2 separate regions of the Homo sapiens genome follow, and region 2 is linked to region 1. A link is a loop called in an ENCODE intact Hi-C map of the cell type or tissue named here. Cell type or tissue: PC-3. All regions are shown on one strand.

The links. A loop is a pair of places that touch in the nucleus more often than their neighbours do. Peaks named below come from ENCODE experiments on the same cell type or tissue, not always from the same donor. Only the 100,000 strongest peaks of a DNase experiment are listed, where the experiment ranks them.
Region 2: a loop joins it to region 1, with 2.0 times the contacts of the local background. A loop is called at or near these places in 1 of 110 quality-filtered maps.

The regions. Positions count from the first base shown.
Region 1 is chr18:69,913,983-69,918,982 of GRCh38, reverse strand. All of the region lies in intron 2 of CD226 (CD226 molecule), which reads left to right. Among named protein-coding and RNA genes, the nearest start is that of CD226, 31 kb to the left of the region's middle. In PC-3, CTCF peaks have their summits at 2,057 and 2,256; a DNase peak (open chromatin) is centred at 2,412; H3K27ac peaks cover 652 bases.
Region 2 is chr18:69,785,250-69,790,249 of GRCh38, reverse strand. The region is part of intron 7 of DOK6 (docking protein 6); the gene reads right to left. Among named protein-coding and RNA genes, the nearest start is that of CD226, 160 kb to the left of the region's middle. In PC-3, no CTCF peak of the experiment used is centred here; a DNase peak (open chromatin) is centred at 1,889; H3K27ac peaks cover 1,272 bases.

The sequences.
Region 1 (5,000 bases):
CACCTCCTCTGATTGCATCCCATGTCTGTATCAGTGCAGCAACAATCTCAGCCCTTCCTGAAGTATCACTAGCCTGCCCCACACATTCAGTCCACGAAATTATACAGATGCGTATTGGGCAACAGTCCAGGCCTTCCACTTTCCATCTGTATTTTCCATGACTCCCCTATTTGCACAGGGGTGTCTATAAGTGCCCTGGATGCCTGCTGATGGCTGTGGCTCTGCTCCAAGTCAAGACATTGCTCTCTATCTGGCTCCTTTCCTACTGTGTCCCTGCACAGAGCTCACAGTGCATTTTACATTGTAAACATCTGTTTAGTTTTATGGCTTCCTTATTAGTTCCTAAGCCCTGTGAGGACCGAGACCATGCCTGAGGTATTATCCACTCTATCCTTAATAGCTGCTTTTTAATTAATTTATTTTTTGAGACAGAGTCCCACTCTGTCACCAAAGCTGGAGTGCAATGGCACAATCTCGGCTCACCGCAACCTCCACCTGCCAAGTTCAAGTGATTCTTCTGCCTCAGCCTCCCAAGTAGCTGGGATTACAGGTGCCTGCCACCACACCTGGCTAATTTTATTTTTGTATTTTTAGTAGTGATGGGGTTTCATGATGTTGGCCAGGCTGGTCTCAAACTCCTGACCTCAGGTGATCCACCTGCCTCGGCCTCCCAAAGTGCTGGGATTACAGGCGTGAGCCACCGTGCCTGGCCCTAATAGCTTCTTTAGTACTTCTCATGTACTAGGCCCTTACCAAATATTTTTGAACTGAATTTGTAATTGAAGTAGGTGACTCTTTTTGTAAGCTCTTTCAGGGACGTGATGGGTCTTGTCCCATCAACATTGCCTCACACATATTTTACAATAGACCCTTAAAAGTAGATTTGTTTAATTGAGATGAACTCACCTCCATGTTGAAGACTAAATTGGCTGTGCCCTTCTCCTTGCTTGGTGTGGCTGGTGAGGCACAAATTTAATCTCATATGGCCTTGGGTAGGTGGGTTCAGTGGGCAGCTGACTTGTTTTCAAGGTTTTAGAGCCAGGGGCTCTTGGTCATTATAAAGCTCTTTTGCTCCTCTTTGGAGTGAATTCAAACCACTCATTTTCCTTCACTATAACTTCCCTCTGTGATCTCAAAGCATAATCAACAATGGATTAAGTATTAGACAGGAGACTCAATCTTTGATCCTTTTCAATGACTCCCCCCTTGTCCAAGAAGCTGTATGAAGACTTAAAGATATATTTATACACATAACGCAGGTCATACCTGAAGTTCACAATGATAGACGAAAGCACCCATTTGGAAAAGTAAACTCAAACTATCAACTTAACTAAACTGACAGCGCTAACTCACTAAAATCAGGTAGGAGAACATATAAATTCCTGTGCTTTATTTTTAAAAAAGTCAACAGCTGCACAAGAGGCATATCTTAGGAGCAGCACTGTAAATGAAGAGGTGCATATAGGCTAAAATATGAGCATAAAGTGCATGTGTTGGGGGGGTGTGTAACCTAGCTTGAGGAGGAGGAGCAACCCAGGAAAGCTCAATGGAAGAGGCAGAAAGCAGCAGAAGGAGGGAAGGAAAGATGGTGCTGGGGGAGGGAGTGTCCTGGTCCAGAGTTCAGACGTGAGATGGAGTGTATGTGGTGAGTTGGAGGATCTGAGAATGAGCCCAGGGGCAAGGTGAGTGGTGGACCAGAGCTGACACTTGGAGAAACCATGACTACTTCTATTAGGCCTTAGAATATGTGCTGAGAAGTTTGAATTTTATCCTGGAGGCTTTGGGGATACATAGAATTTTAAGCTAGGGACTAATAGGGCCAGATCTGTTTTACAAAGATTACTCTGGCTGTACTATGTAATGTATATAGAGAATTATGACAAGGCCCTTGTCATTACCACCTGGGGAGAGGTGATGATAAGAACCTGTTCAAGTGGGAAAGCAGAGAAGTAGGCAGATGTAAGGCTATTAAGGAGGAGGAAGTGACAGGATTTGGGTGTGAGTGAAATGGGAGGGATGCACAAAGGAAGGAGTGAAGCTTGGCTTCAAATCTTGATAGCAGGTCATGTGGGGAGATGGTATTAACCAAGATAGAGATTGTCAGAAGGATACCATGTCACAAAGGTTCAGAATTCGTATGCAGAAAGTTATACTGCTCTCTCAACATCCCTTAAAGCAAACTTGATGAGCATATAATGAGTGCCCATTGGGTGCTCATATTGAGTATAAGAATCTCGTCTGTTCCCTTATGTACAAAATGTATAAAAAGGACAGTTCATGCCCCTAGTAGGTTGATACCCTAGTGGATGAACCGTGTATTTAGTATGAAAGATAAAGCTCAGATTTCTAGTCCAATGACTCATTAAAAAATATTGTGTGGTTTGATGCTTGTCTAAACATCAGGAAAACAAATATACTTTTTGTATTACTTTATGAATCAAACACATCATTGTTTCTTGTTGAGATGATAAATGTTTTGAGTCATGGCTTTCCGGAGGGTATTTTATTCAGTACAGATTAGTCTGACAGCCTATATTTTACCTTTTATTTTTTAAGGTGTATTTCACTTTCAGCATCCGAACTATATTTTGGGAGAGGAAATAGAGGGATGGTTAGATGGTCAATGTCATACTAAATTATTCTTTAGGACTAGAGCATTCTTAAATTCTATTATTTAAAATTGGTTTTGTCTTGTTACTCTTACATGATTTTATAAGTAACCACACACCAAATTAATCTTTTCCTGAAATATACATTGAAGTTTTTAGTTTTGTTTGTGGTATATTACAAATAAATCACAAATCAGTATCTGTGTGGTTATCTCTGGTTGCTGAAATCATCAGTGATTTATTTATTTGCATCACTTAGATGTCTAATTTAAACCTGCGAGTAAATTATTTTTGCTGTAAAATGCAATTGAATCTATTGACAGGCAAAAAATATGCTTTGTTCTCTTAACTGTTATTCTACAGTAATATACCTCTGAAATGAAATAGCACAACTGCAATAAACCTCACATTAGGGTATATCTGTAATCATTACCACTGGCTCTGGCACATCCTGTGATTTGATTCTGATCCCCAAATTTTATGGCTTTTTTGTTTTGTTTTGCTTTTAAAAGACAAACCTATAAATGTGAAAAATGTAATTCCAAGACAGTAGAGTTAGGAAGCCATTATGAAGGCAATTGTAGAGGAAAATTGAGAGTGTAAAATGATAACTTTAAAATATTTAAAATTATGGAGGTGGAAATTAAATTGCAGACTTCGGGGAAGTGCGTACTATGCAGGGGAAATGGAAGTCATCCCTAACTTAGAAAAAGAGTGTGTAGTGAGATAAAAGAGCCAAGGAGAATGGCAAACACTGAGCTTAAATATTTCAAAGCAACTATTTCAATTAGTTTCCGCATTTAAAAAATGGCGCGTAGCAATAGGACATATACCAATTCATAGGAAGCATATTTATCTAAGTTCTTTCTGACCTAGCTTCCAAAGGTATATTTGAGAACTAACTGTAATCTGGAAAAGAATTGTTTGTTTTCTCCATTTCATCTTTGCTTCCAGTGTTTACAATTTTAATGGGGCTGTTAGATGAATTCTGGCAAATGGAGAACCATGGCATGATAAAAAGTAGCTGAGGACCTTTGGTTAGTTATATTAACATTGAATTCATTTATTAGATTAAAAATACATCATATGGACTCTTTGATCATTTGCTAAAGTGTATATGCATTTCTGCATATTTTTACTCATTCTGCTACTAATAAAGCAAATAGCAATGATTGTCAACCCTATCAGATCCAATGTTCTCTTCTGTAATAAATACTTTATAAGTCTCCTTAACCATTTTGAAATCGTGTCCAGGTGCTATTGTGTGAGAGGGATAAAATGAAATGGTGAAATGTGTTCACCTCCATTTAGAATCACCGTGAACTATGACTAGAAGATGTGATTACCCTGAATGGCATTGTCAATCATTAACGATACTGTTTCCAAAATGAACAACTCTGGTAAAGCTCTAATACTTCAAAGTAAAATCTTCCCTCACTTTAAACTGAACAAGAGTAGAATTTCTAGAAAATCAGAGTATGCTAAGATAGTAAAAAAATATTTTTTTGGATGTTTTCTTGTGCCAATTTACTTTCAGGCGAGTCAGGACCTATTGCATTATTGATTTTAATTCCTTTGACTTTCCTTTGCAATTTCCTTGAGATTTGGCTCAGAATTTGGGACATTGTCTTAAATATAGTAGGTCCTCAATTGATGGTTATTTGTGTTAGTTACTTTAGAGCATGAACATTTCTGTTTTATTGGGAGTAACAGAATGACAGCTGAATGCAACTGAAATGGTTGTGGTTGTCATTCTCAATTAGAAGGAGGGCCAAAAGTCTAGTCTATCTTGCCTTTTCTTCTTTTTCCAATTTACTTCAGTAGAAATGCTTTTGTAAAGGAGCAATATATAGGACTTGGCACAAATACGGAACTCTGTAGCCCTTCAGTGAGAAAATTGGAAACTGGCAGAACTATCACAAGGAATTGCTAACCACAAAACTTGAAAATAAATATTCTCCTCTTGGTCCATGAACTCAATGGAATAATTGATATATGGTGTTCACTGTGAGTTTCTTTTCTGGTAGTGCTAATCAACTTGAACCAAGCTCCTCTTTGTCTTCCTCAAATTGCCAATGGCACTGATATGAGGTGATTGACTTGAAGCAGTCGAAGATCTCATCAAACTCATCAAAAATGTCAAGGTCGTAGAGTAGTTTTGCAGGTGTGATCTGAAATATTATATAGAAAGGTAGAATTTCAGAGCCAGAGATTTTTCACATTCTGACATAATACATACAAGCCAAATTCATAGATGGTAGTATAAATACTGGACATTTTAGATTATTGTTCCAAAATCATGCTATGAAAATATGATCACAGTGAGACAGCTTTCCAAATTTTGGAAATCTCTCTAATAGAAGTAGTGCATTTCCCCCAACTCATTTTGTT
Region 2 (5,000 bases), 130 kb after region 1:
GTGATGTTCCCCTCCCTGTGTCCATGTGTTCTTATTGTTCAACTCCCACTTATGAGTGAAACGTGGTGAAACACAGCAATTTTTAAAATTGCACAGGTGCCTGGTGCTTCTCCTGATGGATTAAGAGACATCCTCTCCTTTGACAAAATCTCTGGTCACAGATAATAGAGGACTTGGGGTTTAGTCTGTACCTCTTGTTCAACTCTGAGGACTTTGATCTTGTTACTCCATTGTAGCAACAAAGGGAAGTCAATAATGCCTTTTCAGTAACATGCATGTGAAGTCATAGGGGATCAAAAGTGTCTTTGTGTTTCAGAAATAGTGGAATATCACCACAGACTTACACTGCAGCCTCCCCTAATGTGCTTACTGTTGTGTGGAGGGCTTAGTGGCAGAAAACTTGCTGGATAATCAAGTAAAGAAGAAAAAGTGTTTACAAATTTATTCTGAAGATGATATTCAAATAGTTCTAGCTGGTATCTTAATGGTTAGCCATGGACAGGTTTGGAAAAAACTAGGTTTAATATATTTAATCTGTTTCATGTAGTTAATAAATTGATACAAATTTTGGCAAAAGAAATACTGCCAAGAATGTTTGTAAAAAGTTTCTTTTTAATGTCATCTTTGGGAACATAAACAATCTCAGGTTCTCAGTTGCTTACCACCCCACTATAAAAAGGAGTACAGTGACCAGCAGTTTCTTGTGGTATTATAAAATATAGAGATAATTTTAGTTTTATTTGTTGAATTTCTTTTTTATTTTACTTACACACACACACAAACACACACGCATACACACACCTGACCCAATATAATGGGTCATCCACTTTATTTATAGTTGAGTTGGGAACATTTAGGGAGATTTACCAACATAATGCAAGCATTAATTTTTGGTTTGGAAAGAACAAACTGAATGAAATAAGAGTAAAAGGTCCTATAAAAGGTATTTAGTTTACTCATAAAGCCAGATTTTATATGCGTATATACCATATATTATTTTATTTAACAAATATTTAATAATTTCCATTAAGCCTATGAATAAATACTAATCACTGTGGAAGAAGAAACTCGGAATTAGGGAGACAAAATTGTACTAGCATCATTTTCACAATTGTTGCTTTGAATCATGGTCATGTTTGTAACTCAAATACATGGTCTTGGTTATTATTGGAAAGGATTTCTTAAAAAGTAATAACAAAACATCATTTATCTTTAAAGAACTTCCATAAATGCCCACTAATTTTCTGTTTTAAGGAACTGTTTATTGGGAATACCAACCTTGTTAAGACGAGTTGAAGTCATATACACTATTGTATTTTAATGAGTTGCATTATTTCTGTTCTTTGGTTATTTACGGGAAAACATTTCCATTATTTCATGAGATAGCGTTGCTGAAAGTGAAAACACAGGGCAGCTGGACCAATTTTTTGTGCTCCTAATTTACAGATTGGGACATAATAAAAAGTAAATGAGATAGCTCTTTCTCACCAAGTAGTCTGTCTTCATTACCTGGCAGCGATTCTGTTACTGACATGGGTACATTTAAGAGGCATTATGATTACAATTTACACATTCTGATTACACTAATGCATATTGTTTTATGCCGAACACTTTTGCCAGTCTTCCAAATGATCAGTTAGGACGCCTTGGATAGCTTTACTCTCTGTTCGTTAAGTGCCAAGTTTAAATAGATCATATGCTTAACATTACCTTAATGTTGGAATCTCCACCTACTCCTTAATTTTTATGTGTTACATATCATTGAAAACTTCCATTCTGCATAATAAAAATGGAACAGAACCCTCTAATTTCTTCTCATTACAAAGAGCCCATTTATGCTTACAAATTGTGGCTGCATTCTTCAGGAAGTTAGTCATCCCTCCGTGTTTGTGAACTACACAATTGTTTAAGTGAGTGAGAAGATGACTTAGGAGATTTCTAGATTCCTAAAGACATTAACACACACAACTAGTAACGTGCCAGTTCTAGTACCTTGTTGGGTGTGTATCCTGCTTTGTGAGGAGAACTTTAGGGCACTGAGTTTAATCCAGAAGAGACCTAGATTACCCCTGGTTATTTAATAATCCTTTAGGCACTTGGGAGTTGACTTCTAGACAAAGTACAGATGTTTGGAGACTTGAGGATTCCACGCAAGAGTTCTCTACCATTTAAAACCCTTGTCCCCCAAGTGGCTCCAGAAGGGCACTGGAGGATTTCATAATATCTTAGAGCTGCTGGTGACTCAGCAACTTCTGCAGAAATACACTTATAAGTGGTAGCACCTGTTGGGTATGGACACCCTCAAAAGTAAGCTAATTGCCGAGGCTGAATATATTTAGTCTAAAGTGCATATATATTTAGTCTAAAGGTAGAGCATGGAGGAGAAAGCAGATTAATTGCAACCTTTTAAGTATGACAATAAAGATAGTTTGTCTTTTTCGGAACTCATTTGGGTCTTCTCCCAGGCTCTAGAGAAGCACATATTCCTTCCCTTCATGTATCTGTCTTAGCTAAAAAGTTTGAAAACAGGTACTGTATCATACTAGAACCACTTTTAACTTTGAGGTTGTTTAGCAGCGTGCCCTAGATTTCTGTTTCTGGTCATAATGGAATATCTAGGAATGAGCTGGCTTTCCCTTTTGGTTGTAAACAATTAAAAAAACTGTATCAACATATAAAACAATTGATTTCACACACTGGACAACAGGCAGCACAAGACTGTGACCCTTGACAGAAGAAAAACAAATAAAATGACTTTCATGATTCTTCCTTATAATGTATTGATTCCATTTTCTCTTCCACTGTCAGAGAGGTGGACCCAAGGTGAGAATCTGAATGGACATGCCACCTGTCTAAATACGTATGTTACAAATAAAGTTAACACACTGTAAAAGGAAATATGTTATATTGTCCTATTTTGACAAAGACACATAATTATGACCAAAAAAAGTATATTGGATCTTGATGCTAGTTATAAAAATATTTTCAGTATGAGAAAATTCATCAAGTTTTGTTTTGTTTTGTCTTGTTTTTTGAGACCAAGTCTCACTCTGTTGCCCAGCCTGGAATGCAGTGGCGTGATCTCAGTTCACTGCAACCTCTGCCTCCCAGGTTCAAGCGATTCTCCTGCCTCAGCCTCCCAACTAGCTGGGTTTACAGGCATGCACCACCACGCCTGGCTAATTTTTGTATTTTTGATAGAGATGGGTTTTCACCATGTTGGCCAGGCTGGTCTCAAACTCCTGACCTCAAGTGATCTGCCTGCCTCAACCACCCAAAGTGCTGGGATTACAGGCGTGAGCCACCAAGCCCGGCCATCAGATTGTACACTTGGGATCTGTGCATTTTTGAATTAGGTCAAACAATCTGAAATTGCTGGTACTTAATCACTTTTGACCTACAAAATTAGGAATCACGTGGTTCAACATAATGTACCCATATGTATGAATTTTATATAACAAAATGTCTGCAAAATGTCAAAGTTTACTGTATTTAATTATTGTGCATGTCTCAGTGTTTTACTGATCACAGTGCAAAATGTTCCTTAGGTGCCTTTTGCAACTGTTGCAAGCTTTGTGCTAAGGCACTAACTTCTGAGTATTTTTGAAACTATACATTGTATGTCAAAGCCAGAAAATGAACACTTGCTACTAGTAGGAAATAACACTTCATTGTGCAAGATTCTCTTGTGTTTAAGTTCTGAGGAAAATTAATTGATCTCACCACTCAAATTTCCCCCAACACTTTCTGTGATATAACATTACCGTTATTTCAACTCTACATCAATCTCTTTTTTCCATAAGGCTGACTCTTTATATTAAAGATTATGTTCAGAATAGGAATTAGGTTAAGCCACAAGTGACTCATTCATTGAAAGCTCAGACTTGTAAAATAAAGGGAAGCAGTCTAACATATGAAATATGCTTGTATCAAAATATAATTTTTAAGATCAACACATATTTCAAAAATCAAATATAGGATTTTTTTGCTAGATTATTATCATGTGCTTTGGTTGTTTTCTGAGAATATAGGCCTCAGATTTTATATTAAGCGTAAGTCAATGAATTTTTAGATGGTCTCCATGTCAAGTTTTGATTTATTTTTTCAAGCATGTGGAAACCATTAAGAAATAAATATAGGTGTTTTTTCCCCTTCCTCATAAGAGCATTTTAAATATCAAACGCATACAACAGGAAAGCACAATTGATAAACAAACCAAATATGCAAAAGTCTTTTACTTAGTATAACTTCCCCAATTCTATAATCCTGAAGATATTTTAATGGCATTAAGACTAGCTGAGTACGTATGACTTAATTTGAAGGTCTAACTCTGAGAGAGCATTACCTTTCTAACAAAGAGAGCTAGAAGAGCATTTTAATCATATTTGATTAGCATTCACATTTAATAACTATATACCAAGACTTTCCACAAAGTATTATGGTAACTTATAGCATAAATCATAAGAAAGGAAGCAACTGAGAAATGAATAATATAATGGACAACGTAATGTCAGGAATGAGGAAAGAAACATCAGAAATATGGCAACAAAGCACATTGAGATAAAAAGGCAGTGACTGAGTTTCAAATCTGGCAACGGAACAAAAAGAATTCTTGAGGTTTCTAGATCTGCATACCCATGAACTAATGGAAAATCTATTCCTAAAAGAAGATTCCCAATAACTGGTACAATTTAGGGGAAAAAAAACCTGCCTTGATTTAATGTCTTGATGCTCTTCGATATTTTTCATGTTAATATCCCTTTTTATTGTTAAACCACCATGGCCTTGGCTGCAGAACGAGGGTCATAGGTTTTTATTAGAATTGAAACGGAGACCACCATAGTTATATAGTTTGAGGACATAATTACAGATGTCTGGGCAAAACAGGACGAACAGAATTTCAAGACCCAGTATATAAAAATGTTTTGCTGAACCAAATGCGTAATTGCAAACCTACATCTTAGAATTAAATTCTAGATTTGATGAATAAGATGCTCAGT